Linked DNA regions of Homo sapiens: region 1 is linked to region 2. Evidence: chromatin loops called from intact Hi-C (ENCODE). Cell type or tissue: IMR-90. All regions are shown on one strand. Each heading gives the region's core, and the rest is flanking DNA. Links, peaks and the distances in the headings are about the cores only.

What was found. Peaks named below come from ENCODE experiments on the same cell type or tissue, not always from the same donor. Only the 100,000 strongest peaks of a DNase experiment are listed, where the experiment ranks them.
Region 1: a loop joins it to region 2, with 2.1 times the contacts of the local background. A loop is called at or near these places in 7 of 110 quality-filtered maps.

The regions. Positions count from the first base shown.
Region 1 is chr12:116,159,494-116,171,974 of GRCh38, reverse strand. All of the region lies in intron 2 of MED13L (mediator complex subunit 13L), which reads left to right. It also overlaps the pseudogene SNRPGP18. Among named protein-coding and RNA genes, the nearest start is that of MIR620, 17 kb to the right of the region's middle. In IMR-90, for the core only: no CTCF peak of the experiment used is centred there; DNase peaks (open chromatin) are centred at 6,874 and 10,254.
Region 2 is chr12:116,214,706-116,227,186 of GRCh38, reverse strand. The region is part of intron 2 of MED13L (mediator complex subunit 13L); the gene reads left to right. Among named protein-coding and RNA genes, the nearest start is that of MED13L, 57 kb to the left of the region's middle. In IMR-90, for the core only: no CTCF peak of the experiment used is centred there; a DNase peak (open chromatin) is centred at 4,636.

The sequences.
Region 1 (12,481 bases), core at 2,413-10,412, 56 kb after region 2:
AGTTGATTAAAAAAGCTGAGAGGGACAGCGAGTATTTATGGTAGACCCAAATTTCCCAAAGATTATCATTAGTCTGTGTATGTCAGAAACTGGGCAGAATTTAATACGAATACATGTGAAGTCCTGCATTGAGGTTTTTAAAAAAATTGGTTGGTAGATATTGAAGGGGGAAATAGGGCTTCTCAGTACTGTGAGTGGAAAAGAGCTGGATGTTTTGGTATGTGACTAATAAAGCTAACATGGTATCGAGGCTATGTTACAGAAGGATTGTACCCAGATCAGGAAAATTAATGGTTTCAGTTGCCTTTATCTTCATCAGAGATATCTGGAGTGTTGTGCTCATTTTAGAAAGCTTTGTTTTAAGAAGGACTTAAAAAACTGGAGCCATTGCAAGAGGAAGGTGGTTGGGATGGGGCTAAATCAGAGGATTCTGTAAATGAGGAATGGTTAAAGCAACTGGATTTGTTTAGCCTAGAGAGGAAAAAAAGTGTTGGATTTTTGGAGACCTATAAAATAGTTTCCACTGTAGGCAGAAATTTATTTCATGTTATTCCATAAGAAGAAGATGTAAGTTGTAGGTGAAGTATTTAACTCCATATAAAGATTTTGAGCTGGCTGCATAAATCCATTGCCTTCCCAGGTAGGGAGCCCCTATCTTTGCAGCTGAAAGAAATCTCTGTGATGAAAAAGCCATGTGGCTGTTCCAGGCATCACTTTCCAGTGGGCAGATTTCTGTTTGTTTGATACTCCCTTGACAAACGTTAGGCCAGCAGTTTTCAAAGTATGGTCTGCAACCATCAAGGGAGTAGGGTTGTGGGGTGGGTCTTTTCGACCGTTTCGGGAGATCCCACAAGTCAAAAAAACTATTTTTATAAAATATGAAGACATTATTTGCCTTTTTCAACTTTGTTGACATTTGTACTGATGATGCAAAAGCAATTAGGGATAAAACTGCTGGTGGTGCCTTAGCACGAATCAAGGCAGTAACAGCAAACAACTCTGGTAGTTGTATTCTTCAGAAGACAAAACCTTAGATTTTCCTTAAGAATGTCTGTGATGAAAGAGTAAAAATTTGTCAGGTGCTGCAGCTCATGCCCTGTAATCCCAGCACTCTGGGAGGCTGAGGCGTGTGGATCAGTTGAGGTCAGGAGTTCGAGACCATCCTGGCTAACATGCTGAAACCCCATCTGTAATAAAAATACAAAAATTAGCCAGGCATGGTGGCGGGCACCTGTAATCCCAGCTACTCAGGAGGCTTAGGCCCAAGAATTACCTGAACCTGGGACGTGGAGGTTGCAGTGAGCCAAGATCGCACCACTGTACCCTAGCCTGGGCAACAGAGTGACTCTTAAAAAAAAAAAAAAAACAAAAAAAAAAGTAAAAATGATTACTTGTGTGAAATTTTGACCCTTTAATACATGTCTTTTTAATGTTCTATGAGAGAAAATGGCAGGTATACATGAATCACTTCCCTTGTGTCAAGGGAAAGCTTTCGTGCAATTATTTGAGTTTTGCATTGACCAGCTACTTCTTAAGATGGAGCATCATACTTGAGAGAATGACTGATAAACTATGATCAATCAGATTTAGGCATTTGGTAGGTATTTTCTCCAAAATGAATGGTAAGTTTTTCAAGGAAAACTGACAGTATCTGTTGCTTGTGATAAAATTTGTGATTTCATACAAAAATGAGAGTTTTGGGAAACTTGGCCACTGTGAGCTGATAACTTCTCAGTACTTAAAGATCTTTCTGCTGAGATTATTGGTGGCATTAATAATTGTTATTTTTTGATAGAGTTTGGTAAAATGTGTCAACATACAGAATCTGTGCATAACTCAGTTAACCAGTATTTTCCAAATGACCAATGCTTGATAATCAAAGTGTATGATAGATTGTTGGGTTTTAATGTGACAGAATATAGAAGTTCATTGATACGATTTTTTGTTTGTTTATTTATGAGGCGGGGTCTCACTCTGCTGCTCAGACAGGAGTGCAGTGGCGTGATCGTAGCCCACCGCAGCTTTGAACTACTGGGCTCAAGCAATCCTTCCACCTTAGCCTCCCAAGTAGCTGGGAGCACAGGTGGCATGCCACACGCCCTGGTGATTTTTGTTAAAAAAGATTTTTGTAGAGATGGAGTCGCCTTATGTTGCCCAGGCTGGTCTTGAACTTCTGGCCTTTAAGTGATCCTCCTGCCTTGGATTCCCAAAGCACTGAAATTACAAGCACTGGCCAACACACCTGGCTTGATAGTTTTAGGTTCTGTACTTCAACTAACCTTTTAGCAAATACCATTTGTTTAGTTTTGGTATAGTGTTAGAGAAAGGTATCTGCAATTAACTGAAAAGGTTATTAATGTGCACCTCCCTTCTCCAACTACATACTTATGTGATGCCAGATTTTCTTTGTATACTTCAACCAAAACAACGTATTGTTATATATTGAACATAAAAGTAGATATGACAATATGATTGTCTTCTGTTAAGGCAGATGTAAAAGAGATTTGCGAAAATGAAAATCAGTGTACCTCTTCTCACTAAATTTATGTATGTTATATTAGTTATATTTCCAGAAATCATTTGATGATTACAGAAGCTTATTTAGCAAAAAATTTAATATGAAAATGTACATGACCTGATTTTTGCCTCACAGTAAAACAGATCACTTGGAGAGGGAACATGGATTTTTCTGCTGAGCAGCCATTATTTATCCTCATTCCTAGACTTCTAATATGATGTTACTGTTTGCCTGTATTACCACCATTCCAGTACTGTTGTGTTGTCCACTAGTTGCCATCTCCACACATACATCACAAAATTCCTAAATGGATCAAATCCTCACAATATTCCTTGGACATATCTGCCATCATTTAGTCTCAGTAACTTCCTGTCTGTAATTTTTTGGACTTGAGACGACGAGCTTTGCTCATAATGTCTACTCCGTGGGCTCAGAGCTCTCTTGAAACAGAATTTGTGGCCTCCTTCACACCCCTGCAGTAGGCCTGGTGCTTTGCCTTCCTGAAAATGTTATGTTGCTGTGTAATGGGCTTATTACTGTGTTTAAATGAATTAATAAGTAGATATTAAATTTTTAATTAGTTTTAATTTCCAATATAATAAATACTGGTAAGTAAACCCATGTGAACAAAAACTTTTTGGAGTCCTCTATAATTTTTAAGAGTTATAAAGGGATCCCAAAACCAAGGAGTTTGAGACCACTTCTTTAGGCTAGCATCTTCAACTTTGTAGTTTCATCCATTTGCCCTGGTTTGATCCCACTCTGGGGACCTGAACCAGTTATCATATTCAGAAAGAAGTTGATTTGTATCCACAATGCTTGTTAATGGACAGTGGGGTGGTTATATTTTTTCATTGATTAGAATACTCATTACTTTCTAATACCTCTTTTTCATGGTGTCTTGGTACCTGAGAAGCTAAGCTAGGAGTCAGAAAGTTGCTAGGTGAACACAGGATCAGAGGAATCAGCTCTATCTCCGGAAGCTTTTACTCAGGTTATAAGAAGGCCTGTTAGTGTATTCACAGTAGTGAATTTCTGTGATACCTCTCTCTATTATCTAGTGTTGTGTTTGACAGTTAATAGCTTCTCGTCACCTTGTACCTCTTGTACCTTTTTTTTTTTTTTGCCAGAAAAATGTTTATTAAGCACAAGACACTATTCGTGGAGTTAAATAAAAGGCATGTTACTTCTATTTAATGCTCTTCTCTGTTTGTTCTCATTATTAATTTAATTCTTTGTAACATATAGGGTTTATAAATAAAAATTTCTTTTTTTTGAACTTTGAAAGGTATATTCATGTGACTCTTTGTTTCATACTTCTGGTAGTCTATAGTACACAAGATTAGATTGGTTCAGTAGGTGATGGTGATAGGATTGACACATGTGGCTTAGCTATCTATGAAAATAAAGTGTTTAGGAAAATTGCATGTGGCGAATCACTATAAAGTGTTAAAATGATTTTTATTTTTTTTAAAGCTAGCATTTTATCTTCAATATTTCAAATGTGAAAAGTGCTGTCTAGAAAATGTCATTCCTTTGAATAAACATCATTAAATAAACTTGTTTGTTGATTCATATAGATTTGTATTAAATATAGTCCATCAATTCTAGGCACAAAAGGCCATGTTATAGCTATTAGCATGATCAATACATGTCAAAAGGAAATGTTAGCAATTAAGCAATAATGAAAAAGTCAAGAAAATAAAAATCTAGGTGAAGAAAGACTACACTGGAATATCTGCATGGCAGTAGCAGTCTTTCTTAGGGTAGCTAAACTTAAATGGCTACCATTGGAGAATTATAGTTAGGTCTCTCCACAGCACTCATGTCCTAATGGAGTATAGTACACAGAATATGATGAATTGATTTTTTTTTGACACCTCAAAGTGATCTCCACATAAAATAAATACTTGTAAGTGATGGCCCTTACTGAACGAACAAGATATTTTTAAAGTATAAATATTGTGGGGAAACGTTAAACCTCCAAATCTGTAAGTCAACATAGCTCTAAAGAGGAAAAATTAATGTTACACAGTATCTACTGGCCTGTCAATTGTTACATTTTTAAAAATAGAGCATTGTATACTTAATAGACTGGCATCAAATCTTTTGTACCCTGTATTTTTTGATCAAACAGTTGTTTAAACTGCTTGTATTCGAGGGATGCTTTTCATTTGTAAACATAATATTAATCTTGCCAACAATTCCATACCCTAGTATCTTTTTATTGTAACAATAAAATATATTCTTCTCTATAAAACATTTATGCTCTTTGAAGAGTTTCTTTTCTGCCTGAGGTTTCTTTTTAATCAATTTGTCTATCTCTTTATCTTTACAAACTCATCTTTAATCTTTTGTTTCTTTAAAACAGTCTGGTTTTTAAAGATTTTAGTTTTGAACATCGAATTTTGTGATATAAATTTATGGGGTCATGTATGAAGAATTTTGTCTTCATACTTGAAGTCAAAGGATGAAAAATTTGATCCCTAAAGAGTTCTTTTCACAATTTTTAAATTTCAATAAAATAAAGAATGGTAGGACTGTGATTGAAAAATGTGATACTAAATTTTTCTATTGAATGATGCATATTTATTTTTAAAATCCTTCTCTGTACTTATTCATTCAACAAATATTTATTAAGTGCTCAGTTTGTGCCAGCCACTATAGTAAGCACTGTGGAGTAAAAACAAACTTGGTCTGTGCAATCTTTGGATTTAGGTTATTGGCAGGGTAGGAGGCAGGTATTAATAAAATAACACAAAACTGCAGTGAAGACAAGTATGATTATGAGCAGTATGGTGCTGTATAGATAATATGGTGATTTGACTTAATAAGAGGCCAGAAAAATGGTTTGTTTATTTATTTATTTATTAATGACAGAGTCTTGCTCTGTTGCCCAGGCTGGAATGCAGCATTGCAATCTTGGCTCACTGCAGCCTCAGCGTCCCGGGCTCAAGTGATTCTCATGCCTTAGCCTCCCGAGTAGTTGGGACTACACGGGCCAGCGCCTGGCTAATTTTTGTATTTTTAGTAGAGATGGCTGTATTAGGCAGGATTCTCTTAGAGGGACAGAACTTCTGCCTGCTTTATACTTGCTGGAAGCTGATGAGATTGTGCCCACCAGATTAAGGGTGGATCTGCTTTCCCCAGCCCACTGACTCAAATGTTAATCTCTTTTGGCAACACCCACACAGACACACCCAGGATTAATACTTTGTGTCCCTCTATCCAATCAAGTTGACACTCAGTATTAGCCATCACAGTGAGGTTTTACCATGTTGCCCAGGCTGTTCTTCACCTCCTGGCCTCAAGTGATTCTCCTGCCTCAGCTTCCCAAGGTGCTGGAATTACAGGCATGAGCCACTGCGCCTGACCAGAAAAGTGGTTTACCTGATAAAGTGGCATTTGAACTGAGATCTGAAAGTAGAATATACTTGAAGTAGATGAAGAGAGGAATGACAATATTTTATAGCAGAAAGGACAGCAGCCCTTGGTGGCAGGAGGCATGTTGTATTCCAGGAACGAAAGACCAATGCAGCTGTAGTGGAGAGAATACCTGAGAGCATGTGATCAGATGAGGCCCACCTGAGGGCAGATAGGGCTAGACTAGGCATAGTGTAGCCACAAAAGGGCTTTCAGTCAGTGATAAGGATTTGGGTCTTTATCTTAAAAAGACAAGGAGAATCCATGTTACATATTTTAAGCAGGAATTGAAGGTGGGGTCTTGAGGAAGGTGAGTGGTTGGGCAACGAGACAGGAATGGTGAAACTCTGTTAGTCTACAATGTGCAAGGTGGCAGAAGTGCATGCCAAAAGTGGACATAGGCAGGCCAGGTGCGGTGGCTCACGCCTGTACTCCTAGCACTTTGGGAGGCTGAGGCGGGGGGGATCACGAGGTAAGGAGATAGAGACCATTCGGCTAACACAGTGAAACCCCATCTCTACTAAAAATACAAAAAGTTAGCTGGGCTTGGTGGCGGGCGCCTATAGTCCTAGCTGCTTGGGAGGCTGAGGTAGGAGAATGGCGTGAACTCGGGAGGCAGAGGTTGCAGTGAGCTAAGATCGTGCCACTGAACTCCAGCCTGGGTGACAGAGTGAGACTCCGTCTCAAAAATAAACAAACAAAAAAGTGGACATAGGCATTCTAGTCAGAAAGTTTGTCTAGTAGTCAAAAAAAAAAAAAAAAAAAAAAAAAAAAGGATGGTGCCTACTTCATTGCCTTAAGCCCTTTCTATCTTGGACAGAACCTCAGAGGGGCCCAGATATTTTCTTGGAGACAGATTCTGTCATGTTTTTGTGTCAGGAGTCTGAATGTCAGTTCTTCCGAAGTTTTACTGCAGCACTAGTGCTGAAGACTGCTGTACTTGTTTGGATGATTAATACTGACTCATAATCCAAAAGCAGGTACATGAAGACTATAATATTCTTAACCATGTATTGCAGATATGCTTTTGGAAGCTGATTCAAAAAACTTACATGAGTACAAGGTGATCTTTAATTGGTTTATGCTCCAGCTACACTTTTTGCTTGTTATTGCTGTGGCAGTGAAAATTCTGACATGAACAAAAGACTGAAAGTAAACATAACTTGAAATATTTATTAGTATAGAGTGGTTCTTGAATTGTATATTTGCTATAGCCTACATTTCAGGCTAAAATTCATTCTATACCTAGGCTTTAACATCTGTTTCTTGGTGCTTTCTTTGTAACTAGCAATACTCTGAAAAGACAGTGTGACATCGGTTAGCAGTTACATCACCAGTCTGTGATGTCGTGTGTGTAATTGTCAGTGGTCAATCCATGGTGCTGTGTGAAATTATACTTAAGCTATAGTGGAAAACTAGTGTCCTCTTCCTTGGCAACTGTGACCAAGTGTGGGAGATAAGCCTGAAGGCTTTAACTGAATAGCCATCTGTTTAAAGCGTCTGGTTTTAAATGTAGCAGCTCATGTCACATCAGTCAGAAAAGGCTCCTGCAGCTGCAGCAGCCTCTGTTTCAGTTAAATAAATAAACAAAATGTGTTTCTTTTTTGTATTTTGTTATTATGTTCCTAAGTCTCCTTTTTTGTTGTTGGTTTTTTTCTTTCATACTTACAAGATTTTGGTTGAGGAAGTTGAATTGTTGATAGGTGGGGTCACCTCATGAGTTAATTATTTGAGATTGTTTAAATACATTTTTATATCTGTCTCTGAAATAACAAAAGTGAAGCTTTGTGGTAAGAAACTATTCAGTTTTTTTATTTGATATGCACTTTCATGTGTCTTGGTGCATAGTGCTGATGGGAAAAGAATGAAATATATGATGAAATACTGTGCTTGAAGAGCAGCAAGCATTGAACCCAGTCATAGCTCGTGAACTTGTGAATGGACCTGTTTCTTTTTAAGTATGTGAAAATTTCTGGGAAATATTCTGATGAATTTTACATAGGTCATCTCTTACTATTGAACTTAAAATATTTCCCTTTTTCTCCCAAGAAGAACATTTTCAGTTTTACTTCTTTTGTCCTGTGCTGCCTTCAGTGAATGAAGAAAATTACTGCTTTATTCATTTGATATTATGGCATTGAAGTATACCATTATTGTGAATTTGATTTCTCTAGTATAGGCTTAGCAATTTGAAGATATTACTGGGAGATTGGCTTATATTAGGAAATAGTCTCCTTTATAAAAAAATTCAAAAACGCAATTTCAGCTTAATTCATCTCTAAGCAGTTATTATGTATGATATGTGTACTTCTCTATTTAGAAGGGCTTTACTATGAATTTTTGTAAATACCCTTTTCAATACACTTAAAAATTCTTCACCTTGGCCAGGCACAGTGTAATCCCAGCACTTTGGGAGGCCGAGGCAGGTGGATCATGAGGTCAGGAATTCGAGACCAGCCTGACCAACATGGTGAAACCCTGTCTCTACTAAAAGTACAAAAATTAGCTGGGTGTGGTGGTGCACACCTGTAATCCCAGCTACTCAGGAGGCTGAGGCAGGAGAATCACTTGAATCTGGGAGGCAGAGGTTGCAGTGAGCCGAGATCGCACCATTGCCCTCCAGCGTGGGTGACAGAGCAAGACTCTGTCTTAAAAAAAAAAAAAAAAAAAATTCTTCACCTATAAACAGTGCAATTATTCATGAATTTTTATTATATAAAGATATATATTTAATGTCATATACTTGATAGGGCTTTTTAACTAATAAGGATGATAGTGCAATTAGCTTATTGATTTGTAAATACCTGCCTCTGGTGTCTTCTATCATACCTAAACCTTTGTTTTGATTCATGAATATATTAGGCAGTTTTGTTTGTATTTTGTAACTATTTGAGAAGAAATAGTTTAAGCAAAAGTAATCTTCAGTCTTGCCATTGTCCCAAGTCATAAAAAATTCTGAAATAATTGTATTTTGCATTAAAAATGTCTTTATTTAAACTCGGCATGGTGGCCTGAGTTGTAGTCCCAGCTACTCTCAAGACTGAGGTGGAAGGATCACTTGAGCCCAGGAGTTTGAATCTAGTCTGGCCTAGACAATATAACAAGACCTTGTCTCTTTATTTATTTTTTATCTTTATTTTTAAAAGTCTTGATTTAATAAGACTTCAATGATCAGTTCAACTTGAATTTTTACCATTTAAAATGTTAAGACGTAGTAAAAGAGAAAAATAGAAAAAGTCACTTGACATAAAAGTATAACTTACGAGGAATTGTATATACAAATTAGTGGTCAAGATAACAGATTGATCATATTATTTTCCAAATAGGTTTATTTGGAGATATGTGAATTTTATTGTTTCTGAAGTAATTTTATAGTTACTGTCTAGTACTTAATTCTTCTCAAAACATTGATTAAATAATTTCTAGGTTAAGTTGGAAACATGTGATAACATTAAAAAATTTAAAATGTCTTTGGGCCTGAAAGATTATGCCTTTACATTCAACATGAAATCCATGGATGGAGTTTATATAAATAACCATGTAGGCTTACCAATCCTTAACCCTCTTGTATTAGTCCATACTCACATGGATATTTCCATATCCACTTTTACTCTTGTGTCAAAAGACAAAATTAAAACTCATTTAGTTATGTATCTAATTGGCTTTTATTCTCGATTCATGAATCGGTGCAGCCTCCATTCTAATAGAATCACAGCTTCTACTGGGCAATGGCAGACTATTGGGTTTTGTGAGGTGGGAATGAGGAAACATAACAATGGGGAAAATAAGCTGATTAGTTAACAATAGATTACTTCAGTTTACTTTTTTTTTATAAGGGTTAAAGCAGAGGGGACTTTCTTGTTCTGACTCAGGTAGGCTAGAATCTCCTGTTTTTAGGAAAAACTCGTCTGTTTTGGGATCTATCTGCTTTCTTACAGTTGCAGTTTGATTATATGACATTTGGCATGAGTGACTCCACTTTGTTAACACTTGAAAGGTTATTATTCCCATATGGAGTATTCACATGGATGTAGCCATTGTCAGTTATACAAGATCGTGTTTCTTTTCTTTGCCCCCCTGCCCCCGTCACCTAAGAACTTGTTAGATATTCCATTTCTTTTTTTAAAAAAAGATACAGTGAGTAAAGGTGATAGAGAGCATATGGATAAATAGTGAAGAAGCTTGATGAGGGGAGTGGTTAGGTTAGAAACACAAGGGAATTTACTCAGGTTAAAACACTGTCATTTTATATTCAAGCCAATATATATTTGTTTTGTTAGCGTTGACGTAATTTTTTTCTGGGAAGGCTTTCCTGACCTCTGGTTTGAGTAAGCAGCTCCTCCTATGTGTTTTAGTCAGCACTCTTGGCTTAATCCATAGTAACTTTTGCTTGTTTGCATTGTAGTTGGTTATATCTGTCTCCTATAGCTTGTGGGCTCACTTTGACGGGGAGAGGCCTTGTTCTATTCATCATTAATCCTCAGGGTCTAGCACCTAGTAAATACTCAGTAAATATTTATTAAATGTAATTGCTTTATCTGATTTCTTATTGATATTTTTTGGAGCAGCAGTGTTGCGGGAGGTCATGTTAATTTAATCAAAGTAAAAAGAATTTGGGGGTTAGTACTGGAAGGTGGTTGGGAAGTGTATATATATATATTTCCAAACTCTTTAGATTTTCAAACTTTGTTCTCCTGAGGACTTTGCCACTTCCAGAACTGTTTCAGGAGCTGCTGTGGGAGAAGGAGGTCAGTGCACGTCCACTGATGTGGTTTGAATGTGTTCTCCAAAGTTTGTGTGTTAGAAACTTAATCCCTGGTGCAATAGTGTTGGGAGTTGGGGCCTATTAGGTGATTCGGTCATGACGGGTCTGCCCCTGTGAATGGATTACTGTCTTTATTTGGGAGTGGGTTAGTTATAAAGGAGTGTGCACCGTCTCTTGCTCTTCTGCCCTCTGACCTGGGATGATGTAAAATGAAGTCCCTTATCAGATGCAGACCTCATGGTCTTGTACTTCTCAGCCAGAACTATAAGAAATACGTTTATTTTCTTCATAAATTACCGAGTCTCAGATATTCTGTTATAGCAGCATAAAATAAATTAAGACATCTACTTTGCCCATTTATACTGGAGGCTTTAGCCAGAATTCTGTTTATAAAGTTTGCAGGCCAGGCACGGTGGCTCACGCCTATAATCTCAGCACATTGGGAGGCTGAGGCAGGAGGATCACTTGAACCCAGGGGTTTGAGACCCTGTCTCTACAAAAAAAAAAAAAATAAAAAATAAAAGAAAGAAAAACCTGTGTGTGGTCATGTGTGCCTGCAGTCCCGCTACTCAGGAGGCTGAGGTAGGAGAATGGCTGCTCAGGAGTTCGAGGCTACAGGGAGCTCTGATCATGCCACTGCACTCAAGCCTGGTGACAGGGTGAGACACTTTTTTTTTTTTTTTAAATTAAAGTTTGGATCCAGTCCAGCCTCTTCCTACAGATCAGAGCCAAGGCCCAAAGGAGCTGAGTGTCTTGTCCAGTTTTGTATGACTTGTCCAGTTTCCATAGTAGAGGCAGATCCAGGTTTCCTGCTACATCATGCTGCTTCTCAGGTGACTATTGCAGGGCTCTCCAGAGAGTTGGCCACTATCATGATGCATCGTGACTCACCTAAATGGTTTTGTTTGGACTAAGTTTGTTTATTCAGTAGTGTTGAAATGTATGTTGCAAACAACAACAACAACAAAAATAGCAGTTAAAAGACCTTATTGCTCAAGAATTAGTTACTATTTTTAAACTATCAGTTAATTGAACGTTATTTGGGACTTTAAATTCCTTTGTGAAAAAATTTAAATATCTGTCTGTTTTATTATAATGGAATTTAACCTGACGATATGTTGATAGTTTGAATTGTAGCAGAATTATAGGAAAACTCAGCTGTAAACATGGTATAAATTATTTTTTTAGTTTATATTATTTTGTTCTGTGCAAGTAGTGAAGTAATCTTCATGGAGAAGAAATCACAGGGTCTGCGTAACAGATTCCATATGGCCAGAAGCATGTAGTGAGTCCTTAAATGGGACAAAGAGATGAAATTTTAATGAAATGTACAGTAATCATTGGGACCACATTAGTTAGCTCTTTATTATTTTGTGCTGCTGCTTTGAAATAGCAGGATGTGGCACATTTATAATCCCTTTCTCTTGAGAATCAGTTACTGTAAAGTTGAAGATTTAATTTAAAAAGCAAGAGAAGCTGTTATGGAATTAAATATGTAGATGTGGCTGATATGATCTGTAAATAACTTTATTCACAAACACAGTACCACCTTTTTAATTCCATACATTTAAATATATCCTTTCATATCTTTTAAATATTAAATCATTTTGACAAACAGCTTACAAAACAAGGTATCAGTAGTGATACTTGAGTGCTTTTTTCTTAAAATCTCTAAAATTCAATTAAAATGTAAGTTGAAAGTATATAGGAATGTGAACTGTAAGTTAGAGTGATAAAAAGTGAATTATAGAAGATTTTTCTTTTAATTACCTGCT
Region 2 (12,481 bases), core at 1,362-9,361:
GCAGAAGGCTACCTTTGAGTTGTTTTATGGTCTCTGGATCTGCTTAAAGTATAATAGACTAAACTGATGTATAGATCTCTCTGCTTAACTTTCTGTGAATTAGTGTTTGAAAATGTAATTACAGATGGTTTCCACTTGGTATTGTTTTATGATGGCTGAGCAAATGGAAATTAAAACTTGATATACTCAGCTATAAGTATCATTGGGCCTAAGGTTAAAAAAAAAAAACCTTAATGGTAGAAATAACACGTAAATATTTTTTTCCTCTTAAAAAACCCAGATAGTGTAGGCATCTGTGGTGTTTTTTTTTTTTTTTTTGAGATGGAGTCTCACTCTGTTGCCCAGGCTGGAGTATGGTGGTGCAGTCTCTGCTCACTGCAACCTCCACGTCCGGAGTTCGAGCAGTTCCCCTGCCTCAGCCTCCCAAGTAGCTGGGATTAAAGGTGTGTGCCACCACACCTGGCTAGTTTTTGTATTTTTAGTAGAGATGGGGTTTCACCATGTTGGCCAGGCTGGTCTCAAACTTCTGACCTCAAGTGATCTGCCCTCCTGGGCCTCCCAAAGCGCTGGGATTATAGGCGTGAGCCGCCACTCCTGGCCGAAATCTGTTTTAAGTATAGAACATCATGAAATTGGATTCTGTTGCTTTAAGCATTTCATGACTGAGCTGCTGTCTGGATGCTACCTGAAGAGATTCTCATTGAATATCATTATGGCCAGTAAGTGTTCCATAATTTTCTTTAAGCTCCATCTATGTAAATATTTTTGAACAATTTTGCACAAGTACAGGGCCACATACCTATTTGTTATAAACCCGACGTTGATAAAATGCACTCTTAGTATAATTGGGTCTTGTTTTGATCCTGGCAGTTTCATATTGGGATTTGGCAGTGAGTTCAACAGAATAAGCATTATCCTCTTGAGGCCCATCTAGGATTGAACTAAAGGGCTTCTACAATATCCACATGATCATACAATTAGTTCTCTCTCTCCCTCTCTTTTTTTTGTGCTGTGATAGTGTAACTGAATATGAGCTGGTTGCCAGGGTATTGTGGTAGAATAATACCCTGCAGTAAACAGTTAATCATGCAGCAGAACTGGCTTGATTTAAAAAAAAAAAAAAAAAAGATAAAAATTAGATAAAGATGAAGTGGCTTTGTGTTGAAAAAGATTGTATGTATATGATGGTAAAAGGAAGGTTAGAGTGTTCATAAATCTGTTGTTAGTCTTTTCCTCATATTTATATAATGTCATATGCAAAATATTTTCTTTTTTAAAAATTACTTTTATTTTTGACTTTGCTAGCACGTGGGGGAAGTAAGACTTTTTGCTAATCTTGAAGGCTTACTTTCTGACACAAGAGAAAAAAAGTAAATATTTGTGGAAAGACTGCTTGAATAAGGGAAGTGTGAACCTATTCAACATGAGGTCTCTTCATTAAGATTGTTTTATTTTTCACAGGTAATCTTGAACTTGTTTAAATGTAAGCTGCTTTGGTGTTTGCTACTTTTAATAAGGCATGTTATTCACTTTGAAATATATTTAGTCTAAAGGAGAAAAATTTCGATACTCTCAGTTAAATTTCAGGCACTATATTTTTTAGCTTATCTTAAAAGTAGCCTAGTAGATATTTATAACGAAAAGGTTGCTTGCCTTGGCATCCTTGGACAAATTACATACAACTCTGATTGTTTAGGGAGGTAATAGCGTTTGTTGACAATAACTCCTATTTTGGAAACATTTGTCATGCCGTTTATTGGTTTCATGAAGAGTATAACAAAGGGGCTCTTGATTTGGGTAGCAGAGGTGGCTGGGAGCAGTTATCCTCATCACTATGGTAAAGGCTTTATTAACTAGAACTCAGTTGGAGCCCTGAAACAGATTTAAAAGTACCCCCTCATCCCCAGTAAGCACATACCATTTTGTGAAAAAAAGGTTAAATGACTTAAATACAGCAATATCAGTGATTAGTCCCAATATACACAGATATATCTATTTGATTCCCAGTATGGTTGAGACAATGTGCTAACTTAGCACATAGCAAAAACACTTTAATGGGATGTCCTGGGGTCAGTACTGATTCAGCTCAGTTGCCCACACATTTAGAATTATAGTATTATGTCATAACAATCAAATGGTGTACGAGAGGATGCTTTAAAAGCACCCTTCAAGCTTTATACATGTAAGGTGTGTTGGGCTTGGTGGCTCACGCCTGTAATCCCAGCACTTTCGGAGGCTGAGGTGGGAGGATCGCTTGAGGCCAGAGTATCAGTTGAGCCCAGGTATTGGAGACCAGCCTGGGCAACATGGTGAAGCCTTATCTCTACAAAAAAATTAAAAAATTAGCTGGGCATAGTGGCGTGTGCCTGCAGTCCCAGCTACTTGGGAGGCTCATGTGGGAGGATCAGCTAGGCTTCGGAGGTCAAGGCTACAGTGAGCCAAGATTGTGCCACTGCACTCCAGCCTGGGTGACAGATTGAGACCCTGTCTCAAAAACAAAACAAAACAATAACAACAACAAACAACAAACCCCAAACGGTAAGGTGTTACCATTGTTACATGATTTCTTATATTTAGAATTACCACCATTTATTTGAGCCTCTATTATTTTAGGTGCTATGTAGAATACAGAAATGAATTGGAAACATTTTTGCATTTCAGGAGCTCAGAACCTAGTAGAAGAGAGAGTATATACACACAGAGCATTGTTAAAGGGTAGAAAGTAAAGTCTCCTATGTGGGGCCCATGGTATTACTGGAGTTTTATGTGAGAGGCTGAGCCTTGAGGACGAGTTGATTTTTGGGCATAATAACCTTAAAGGGTAGATAGAATTTGGATACATGGCTATGTCAGGACAAGCATGTGCGTGTAACTGCACATTCAAGGATCTACAGTAGGGAAGTTTGAGATGTGTATTGGGGAAGAGTTAAAGATGAGAAATTGATTGAAAATGAACATTTGGGCCTCTTGGAGCTTAAACACTAGGCTAAGTAGTTTGGGCTTCATAGGTAGTTGGGATCTTAGAGGGTTTTTGAATAGGACTTAGATAGAAGCTCCCAGCAGATTATAAACTGTATGGGGATAGGACCTGCATCTGACTTTTGCCCATCATTGTAATTCCAGGACCATCGTAATGCCTGGTACATGTGCTCGCTTTGGCAGCACATACACTAAAATTGGAACGTAATTCCTGGTACATATTTGTTGAATAAACCAGTGAGCAGATTTAATGAATGTAATAGAAGTTTGTGTAAAGATTATCAGTCTAGCACCATTGCATGCTAGGAAGACTTCCTGGTGTCCTGGAACACATAGGAAAACATGATGACATGATGTTGTTATAGGATATTGTTTTAAGGAGAGATGTGGCCACATTTGAAAGATTTTCTTGATGCATTGAATTCTTTTTTAACTGCATTTTGAAAAAACAGTGATATAATTTTCTTCTCTTTTTGCAGTATCTTATTTTTTATTTTATTTTTGAGATGGAGTTTTGCTTTTGTCGCCCAGGCTGGAGTGCAATGGTGTGATCTCTGCTCACCGCAACCTCCACCTCCCGGGTTCAGGTGATTCTCCTGCCTCAGCCTCCTGAGCTGCTGGGACTACAGGCACGTACCACCATGCTCGGCTAATTTTATATTTTTAGTAAAGACGGGGTTTCGCCATGTTCGGCTGATTCTGAACTCCTGACCTCAAGGTGATCTGCCTAACCCGGCCTCCCAAAGTGCTGGGATTACAAGCGTGATCCATCGCACTGGGCCTGCAGTATCTTATTTTATAGTCTGTAGTTGAATTTTTTAAATGGAAATTTAAAAAGTTTTTTAAAAATTGAATAATTCTTCATATTTTTTTTTAGTATTGTAGATAGCAAGTAGTTTGAGCATTTGACCAAAATCATATTTTGTAATTGTCCCATAGAACAGATGGCTGTGGAAGAGCACTATTTATTAGGTTAAAGTGCTTAATAATATTTATGTGTCAGAATCCTTATAAATACATTAACTTATAAATACATCATGGATTGAATGACATTGACTGTCTTATGTAAGTTATAAATTTCCAGTCCAACACTGGAGTTGGTATTTGCTGCATGGCAATGATAAGTAATATGGCTTAGCTGAGGCTCTCTCTGAGAAAGTCCTGAACGTTTTACTATAGAATCAAATTGACAATAGCTTTCATTGAGCTTTCTATCTTTCACTCTGGAATCCTGAGTTAATTACTGGCTTCTGTAAGTGTCGTGGCAACAGACTACATGATAAAATGAGATTGTACGATTTAGGCAAACATTTTCAATGAAATCTTTAATAGTTTTTAGTGTTAGTGTACATATTTTGTCCAGTTGTTTATCAAAATAGCCTTTGGGTTGCATCTCCTTTCTAAATATTTAAGATAGCAAGTTAGTAGATTGCAAGTTGTATGATTTTAAAGTGGCATTTTTCAAAGATTATTAAGGTACATACATGTTAAACAAGGTACATCTTCTCCAACGATGCTTGCAAACACACTCACACACATACCTGGAGTTGCTTGAATTCCCTATATTAGTTGAAGTTTTGGTTTGGCAACACCTGAAATGCCGCCATGTTTCCCAGAAGATGCTCAAAGAGTACTTGTATCATTAGTGAGTCAGACTTTCCTGGCCAGGAGCCATCTCTCATTCTCTTTTTCTGTTTGTGAACATAGCTCAGCTGGCATTACAGCATAGGTCATGGATTTTGGATTACTCCCTTCTATTCACCCTCACATATCCAAAATGGAACAGAGGCCGGGAAGAAATAAATCTATCATTCTTCTGTTATCCTTCGCCTATGGAGAGGTAGAGGTCATAAGATTAAGTGTAGAAAGTAAAAATAAGGAATGGAGTGTTCATACAATGCCACTTCTGTGACGTGTCATTGCAGGCAAGACATTTAAATTTGCTTGTCTTCATTCTTGTCTGTACTATGGAAATTATGTCTTTATTTTATGGTACAACATGAAGTGAATGTGAAAAGCAGCTAGATTTAACTGTTGTGTAAATGCATTTTATAGCCATATATTTTTAAATGAACTCTACTGTCAGAATATTAAAATCTTCATGATTTTAGATGCTAAATAAGGATATAATTTTGCTTTTCATAATTTTGGCCATACTTTCTACCTGTATAAAATTTGAGTTGTTTTCCACCTAGCATTGTCAATATAGTCTTAGTTAAATTATATATGGGCATTGGATGTTTTAAAATGTGGTCTTTTATAACCACTTTCTGTCTTTGGCTGTGCAAGAATGATTATAATTATTTATGCCCTTGCTCCTTATGGGGATTTGAATAAAAAATAATTTTTCATATTATTTTAAATAGGGATTGTGATCTAATCCCTTAAAAATTAGTTTGATGTCTCTTAATTATCGGTTGATCAGAGTGTTTTTAAACTTTTTATTAGTATCACATAGAATAAGCAAGAGTATTTGATTAACAAAGATTATTGTTCCAGATTCATGCTGCATGATATATAATAAACCTGTTTCCTTTTCCACATTTGATTTTTTGTTTATAGAATAATTTTTATTTGTGCTCGTTGTGCCTAATTTTATAGTACCAATAAACTAGGAATGAATGAAGGTTTGAAAGAATTATATATTGAAAATTGGGAACCAGAAAATAATCAGATATTTATGGTTAGTTCATAGGTACTAGGCATTGTGGTAGGTGCTTGGTAATCAATCTTGCAGTGTAAAGTAGTTTTGGGTTTATTCTTTCTTTCAGAATATTAACTTGAATGAATTTCAGGGAAAATTTTGATACTACTCATTTTTTTTTTTTTTTTTTAAGACAGGGTCTTACCCTGTCACCCAAGCTGTAGTGCAGTAGCGTGATCACAGCTCACTGCAATCTAGACTTCCTGGCTTAGGTGATCTTCCCACCTCAGCCTTGTGGGTAGCTGAGACTATAGGCATGTACCACCACACATTGCCAATTTTTGTGTTTTTTATAGAGATGGGGTTTCACTGTGTTGTCCAGATTGGTCTTGAACTCCTGGGCTCAAGCCATCCACCTGCCTCAGCCTCCCAAAGCGTTGAGATTACACACATGAGCCACCACTCCCAGCTGCTAATTTGTTTTTATACTTTCTTTTGTGTTTATTAAACTCATTTTTATTTAATATGTAGGATAGAGTTAGTAGTTATCAAATAAGTGGCAGCTTTTACCGCATCGAGATTGTTAACTTAACCTAGTTGAACACTAGAGGGACTTCAAACTAATCACTGAAGTTTGAGTTCAGTAGTATATTCAGTAGTATATACTTTGTTTAAAAGTGCAGAACCACACAGTTTTTTCCCCCAACTCTGTGGTTTTCATAAGACTAAGTATTATGCCTAAAATTTTACCTGGTAACTTATTTGGTTAATTAATTCTCAGGTTAATAGACCATATATAAAATGTAACCTCTGCCAATATATGTATATCAAAGCAAAAAACTTTTGTTTATGGCCCCTTTATTTTGAGACAGAGTCTCGCTCTGTTGCCTAGGCTGGAGTGCAATGGCACAATCTCGGCTCACTGCAACCTCCGCCTCCCGGGATCAAGTGGTTCTCCTGCCTCAGCCTCCCAAGTAGCTGGGATTACAAATGAGCACCACCATGCCTGGCAAATTTTTGTATTTTTAGTAGAGATGGGGTTTCGCCATAATGGCCAGGCTGGTCTTGAACTTCTGACCTCAAGTGATCTGCCCGCCTCGGCCTCCCAAAGTGTTGGGATTATAGGCATGAGTCACCACGTCCGGCCCTATGTTCTCTTTTAAAATCCAGCGCGTGTATTTTGATGGTCTAAGAGAAGTGGGAATCTGGAAGTTGGCTATGTAAATAATAGTTTTCTCTTGGAAATCTCGAGTAGGAGGCAATAGAGTTTAGAAGAAGTAAATATTAATTTAAATAGTAATTCAGATTATTATTTTATGGAGATTTTAATTGATCCCATGATTATTTGGTATGTTTTGTGAAAAGATTAGTTTATAATGGCATTAACAGCTTAAGCTAGTCTGTTACAGCTTTAGTTCACTTAGGCAGTGTTACAGATAGTTTTGCTATATCATTTTAAAAACTGGTAGGCTGGGTGCGGTGGCTCACACCTGTAATCCCAGCACTTTGGGAGGCTGAGGCGGGGTGGATCACGAGGTCAGGAGTTCAAGACCAGCCTGGCCAAGATGGTGAAACCCTGTCTCTACCAAAAATACAAAAATTAGCTGGGCATGGTGGTGCGCACCTGTAATCTCAGCTACTCGGGAGGCTGAGGCAGAGAATTGCTTGAACCCGGGAGGCAGAGGTTGCAGTGAGCCGAGATGATGCCACTGCACTCCAGCCTGGGAGACAGAGCGAGACTCTGTCTCAAGAAACAAAACAAAATAAAACAAAAAAACTGGCAGTTGAACTTACTTTGGTAAGAACTTCTTTAAAAATGGCTTTTGGCATTAAAAGCTTGAATACTTTCTAAATAGGACTTTGGTTCAATTTTGACATTTTACTCTCAAAATAATTTGGTTGGGAAATACTGTATATTTTAAATTTCAAACAATTAATATGTGTACAATAAATGAATGCTTCGAAAGTTAGGTTTGATGGTGATCCAGGGATTTTAATGTCCACATTGTGGACATAAACAATGAATTAATCTTTATATTCACATCTCTTTGTAAAGAAATCTTAAAAATTACTTAAGATTAATAAAATTAATGAATTGAGTATAGATGTCTACATTTTCTTCAGAAATAAATTTATTTATTTTTGTATTTATAATGCTGATCTAGCTTTAGTTAAAATACTGGAACACTGGTGAAAATAGGCATCTGCCTATCTTTACCTTTAACGTATGCTAATTAGATTTTTTAAGATGTAGAAATATATACTAATAACATGAATATAATTTAAATTCTTTATGTTTACGAGTATTCCTCTTTATTTCACTTTCCTTGATTAGATGTTCATAAAATTCACTATATAAGTTAAGAATAAGTCCAGTTATGTACAGAAAGATAAAATTTAAAAAGCTTGTCTCTTTATTATTGACATTCTGTCAGCTTCCAAAATTTTTTGAACTGACTAGAATGGTGTATGTAATTGGCTATTTTACGTTGACACTTTTCATTCTAACTTGTAAGAATTTCGGTATAGGCTGGGTGTGGTGGCTCACACCTGTAATCCCAGCACTTTGGGAGGCCAAGGTGGGCGGATTACTTGAGGTCAGGAGTTTGAGACCAGCCTGGGCAATATGGTGAAATCCTGTCTCTACAAAAATACAAAAAAAATTAGCCAGGTGTGGTGGCACATGCCTGTAATTCCAGCTGCTGGGGTGGCTCAGGCTGGAGGATCACTTGAGACTGGGAGGCAGAGGCTGCAGTGAGCTGAGATTGCACCACTGCACTCCAGCCTGGGTGACAGAGCAAGACCTTGTCTCCAAAAAAAAAAAAAATTTTACTGCTTGCCTTAAATTGCCTTAAATGCTTTGCTTAATGCTGATAAGCCCTCCTGTTAAATTACAGATTTTGTGTTGGGTTATTTGGAGAAGAAATTTGAAAATGGAGAGCCATTTACAACTTCTTTATCTTTTTCTGAAAAGTTTGATGTTAGTGTCAAAAAAAAAAATGCTGGTTAAAACTTTTCCCTGAAGACCGAATTTCTGGAGAATGCCAGAAAGTACATAGAGTACTGAACTGTGAGTCTCAGAGTAGGGTGAAGGGGTGTTAGGTATAAAAAGCATGTTTTTGTTGTAAATGTTGGCTGGTTGACATAATTATAATTGTTGGCATTGCAGGAATCTTTGAGTGTCTGTTGTTTTGAACAGAGTTAAAAACTGACCTTGACTTTGTTATATTTAGAAGGAGTGGGCAGTAATTGCCAGTGTGTTAAATATTAGATTTGAAGGTTATTGGATATTCTTGAGAGCTATAAAAAATCCCATTTTATTATCTTTTATTCTGTGTTTTGGCTTTTGCAGAAAGTATTATACGAAGTAAACTTGATCATTGAATGCCTCTGGGTTAAAAAAAATTACATACTTTGGAAAATGACTTGACAAAAGTTTAATTAGAGAAAGGCTGATTAGATAGTTATGCTATTGAATCTCTTTATGTTATCGAATCTCTTATACTTGGAGGAGGAGGGGAAGTGTATAATTCAATTCAACGAGCTTGTGTTGAGTGCTAGACGACTATGTTGTGTGCTGGGAAAGACATGGTTAGTTACTTCCAGGAGACTGAGATATATAACTAGTTGCTCATTTTTTCCAGAAACTTAATTAATGCATTTTGAATTTAAGGCACCTTATTTTGGTATAATTCTCAGGATGCTTATGAGGTTTTAGTGGGTTCTCTTTACTCTTGCTGTGTGTTTTTGTTTATTTAATCATCAGATATTACTGCACTTCAAATAAGGGCCAGGTAATGTGTTAGGTATTGGGCATTCACTGTTGAACTGTGTCACTCAGTTCTTCATCTCACAGAATTTATCCTTTAATGAGGTAATTAGATAAGTAAGCAGGAAGGTACAATACAGTGTGATAAAAGCTGTGATGGGGGAAGTACTTCTCCTCTGTTCGTGTTTTTGCCTCTTCAAAGTTCTTGTTCCTGCTGTAACATCAGCAGTTTGTTTCTCTTGTTTAAAATGTTTAGCCAATTTTTTTGACTTTTGTAAGATGTCATCATGGGCCGACGTGAACTGTCTTTGTGGGTGTGGGAGGAGATGGATAGGACTTTTACCAATCCTGTTTGAAACTCAAAGGGATGTAGTTATGGCTCAAGACAGCCAAATTTGCAGGTCTGAAATATGGTTTTTTAAAAAAATGTACTTAGTCATTAATCTCTTCCAGCTTCCCAAGATTAAGTTTTGCCATGTTGCATCCTTGAATACCACCAGATAGCTGCTTATAAAAAACTTGACTTTGCTCACATTGGGCTCCTGTTTCATTCCCTAATAGGTTGTTATCTTCATCAATGTGGGTGGGTGCTCAAGCACCCTCTTGGTCATGCTCATGTGTCATGCTGCCTGTCTTTCCTGGGTAGAGGTAACTGTCACAGGAGAGAGCACACATCCCAGCACAATTGGGTTAGGGTCTTCAGTTGATACTCTGTCAAGGTAAAGGGAAAGACTTCCCAAATTATCACCAAAGCATTAAAAAAGTCAAAGTATTCAGCAGAACATAAAAAAAGTCAAAGTATTAAAATTTTTTCTTCCTTGAGGACAACAGATTTTTGCTTTAAGTTTTCTGTCCTTAATAACTTTGCTGCCATATATTACTGTCGGGTATTTTTGTACATTGATATGGGATTTTCTTGCTAGTTAGATACATCTTTGTTGGAGATTTTCAGTGTCAAATCAAGTACAGTAATGTATTAGTCTTTGCTACAGTAACTAGTTTTCAAACCACCAAATTTCTCTTGAGGAGCTGAATCCCCTATATTGAATAGAATGTTTGTGAATATGGTACACGAGAAAGTGGATTTAATTTCCTGCATGGCTTTATGCTTCTTACATTGATCAGTAAAGTGACCTTTCACAGTTTTCCCCCAGCAGTCAGTACATGTTTAAACTAAACTTGGTGTTCTCTGTGAGCAGCCGTCACTTTGGTTTTCACTTTTTCCAACCACTATTGGACCTTTGCATACATTTCTTCCAGAAGCATCTCTGTCCCCTTCTTTCTTGAGGCAAGCATTGATTCTTGAAGGTTTAGATGCTAGTAGGAGTGATGACTATAAGAAACAAGATGTACTACACTTGTAGTAGGCACAGTAATAGAGCTACAGATAAAGTTCTCTGGGAATTGGGAAGAGTAGAGGTGACCTATAGATACCAGGATTAAGCAAGTCTTATGGAGGAAGTAGCAGTAAAAATAATGCTTCAGGACAGGTGTGGTGGCTCATGCCTGTAATCCCTGCACTCTGGGAGGCCAAGGCTGGAGGATCAGTTGAACCCAGGAGTTTGAGAGCCTGGACAACACAGTGAGACCCCGTCTCTAAATAAATAAATAAAGCTTCAGAGAGTAAATTAGGACGTGGGTTTCAGGGGCAGAAGAGAGGAAAGATAGCTTAGTAAAAGTGTCACAAGAGCAGAGACGCAGTGGACAAGTATAGATCATAGCTAGAATTTCAGCTTGTCTGTTGAGAGGTTGTAATAAAGAGAAGAGGAAGAAAAAAGTTTGAAAAGGTAATTTAAATCAGATCATGGGAGACCTTGAATACTGGGTTAATACATTACCACCATTCAGTAGACCATTAGTGGATCTCTTGAGAGTCTTGAGAAGAGAATTAGGTGAACAGTTGGGAGGATTAATCTGGGCTACAATATGTTAAATAAATTGGGGCTGGGACATTGATGGTAAGGAGAGTATTAAGAGGTGGTTCCATCATTCTTGGAAAGATGCAGTGAGGACCATTAAATTGGTGTTTTGTGTATTTTTAATCACATCTGGTGTTTTGATCCTTAAATATTGCACTTTTGTGTGAAAGGAGAGCTTTAACTTATTGGTATTAAAATTAATCAACTTCACTGTAGGGAAAGGGGCTTGGCTTCATTTTATCTGTTAGACATACATTGAACAATTACTCTTTCCTAGATACTGTGCGAGGCATTATGGATGTAGAAGTAAGGAAGATACGATCCCAGCACTTTAGGTTTTTGTATTTTAGCACAATAGGAGATATTGAATTGGAATCTTAGTAACTCCTTGTGTTCAGAGTTTATAAGATATCAGCTATAAGAGAGGCAGGTTAAGAGGATGTTTGATGCTGGAAAGATAGATAGGAACCACACTGTGTAACACTTCTTTGGCTTAATTCCTTAGACAGTGGACAAAGGCTTTGAAGGTTCTATGGAATATGTAGTAACAGATTTCTCCAAGACTTCTGAGAAAAATAGGATGTAATATGGTTTTGTCACCTGCGAAGGAAACAAAGAATGTTCACTTAGAGGAATAGAGGAAGTACTGATTGTCATTTAGACTACTCCATTTGTGGGTGAAAAAGCACAAAGATCATATTATGTTATGCTGGGTTATTGATAGTAACTAAAGCAAAAATAAGATATTTTACACTGCCACTTCCAAAAAACAAACCTCTTTATTGGGACATTTAAAAGGAATTAACCTACTGCTAGTTTAGTTTATGCATATATAATGATATCCTTTGGAATTTTAATGCAGATTTTGATAATTTGTAAATTTAAGGGTGCCCTGAACATTAGGATATATTAGTTGGTAGTAGTGATGTGAGACCAGATTGATAGGCTTACATTCTTAAATAGGGTGGCCTGAATTTATCAGTCCAATGAAAGTGCATGTCTGTGAGGCAACAAAGATTATTATGTTTGAGAATTTTTTTTGGCAATAAAATAGTGCAGAACTAACCAAATACATTTATTGACCATATGATAGAAATTGCAGTGAGTTTAGGTAGAAGGTTTTTAGTTGCAATGTGAACTGTACTGGTTTTTTGCTTCTGAGCATGTTGA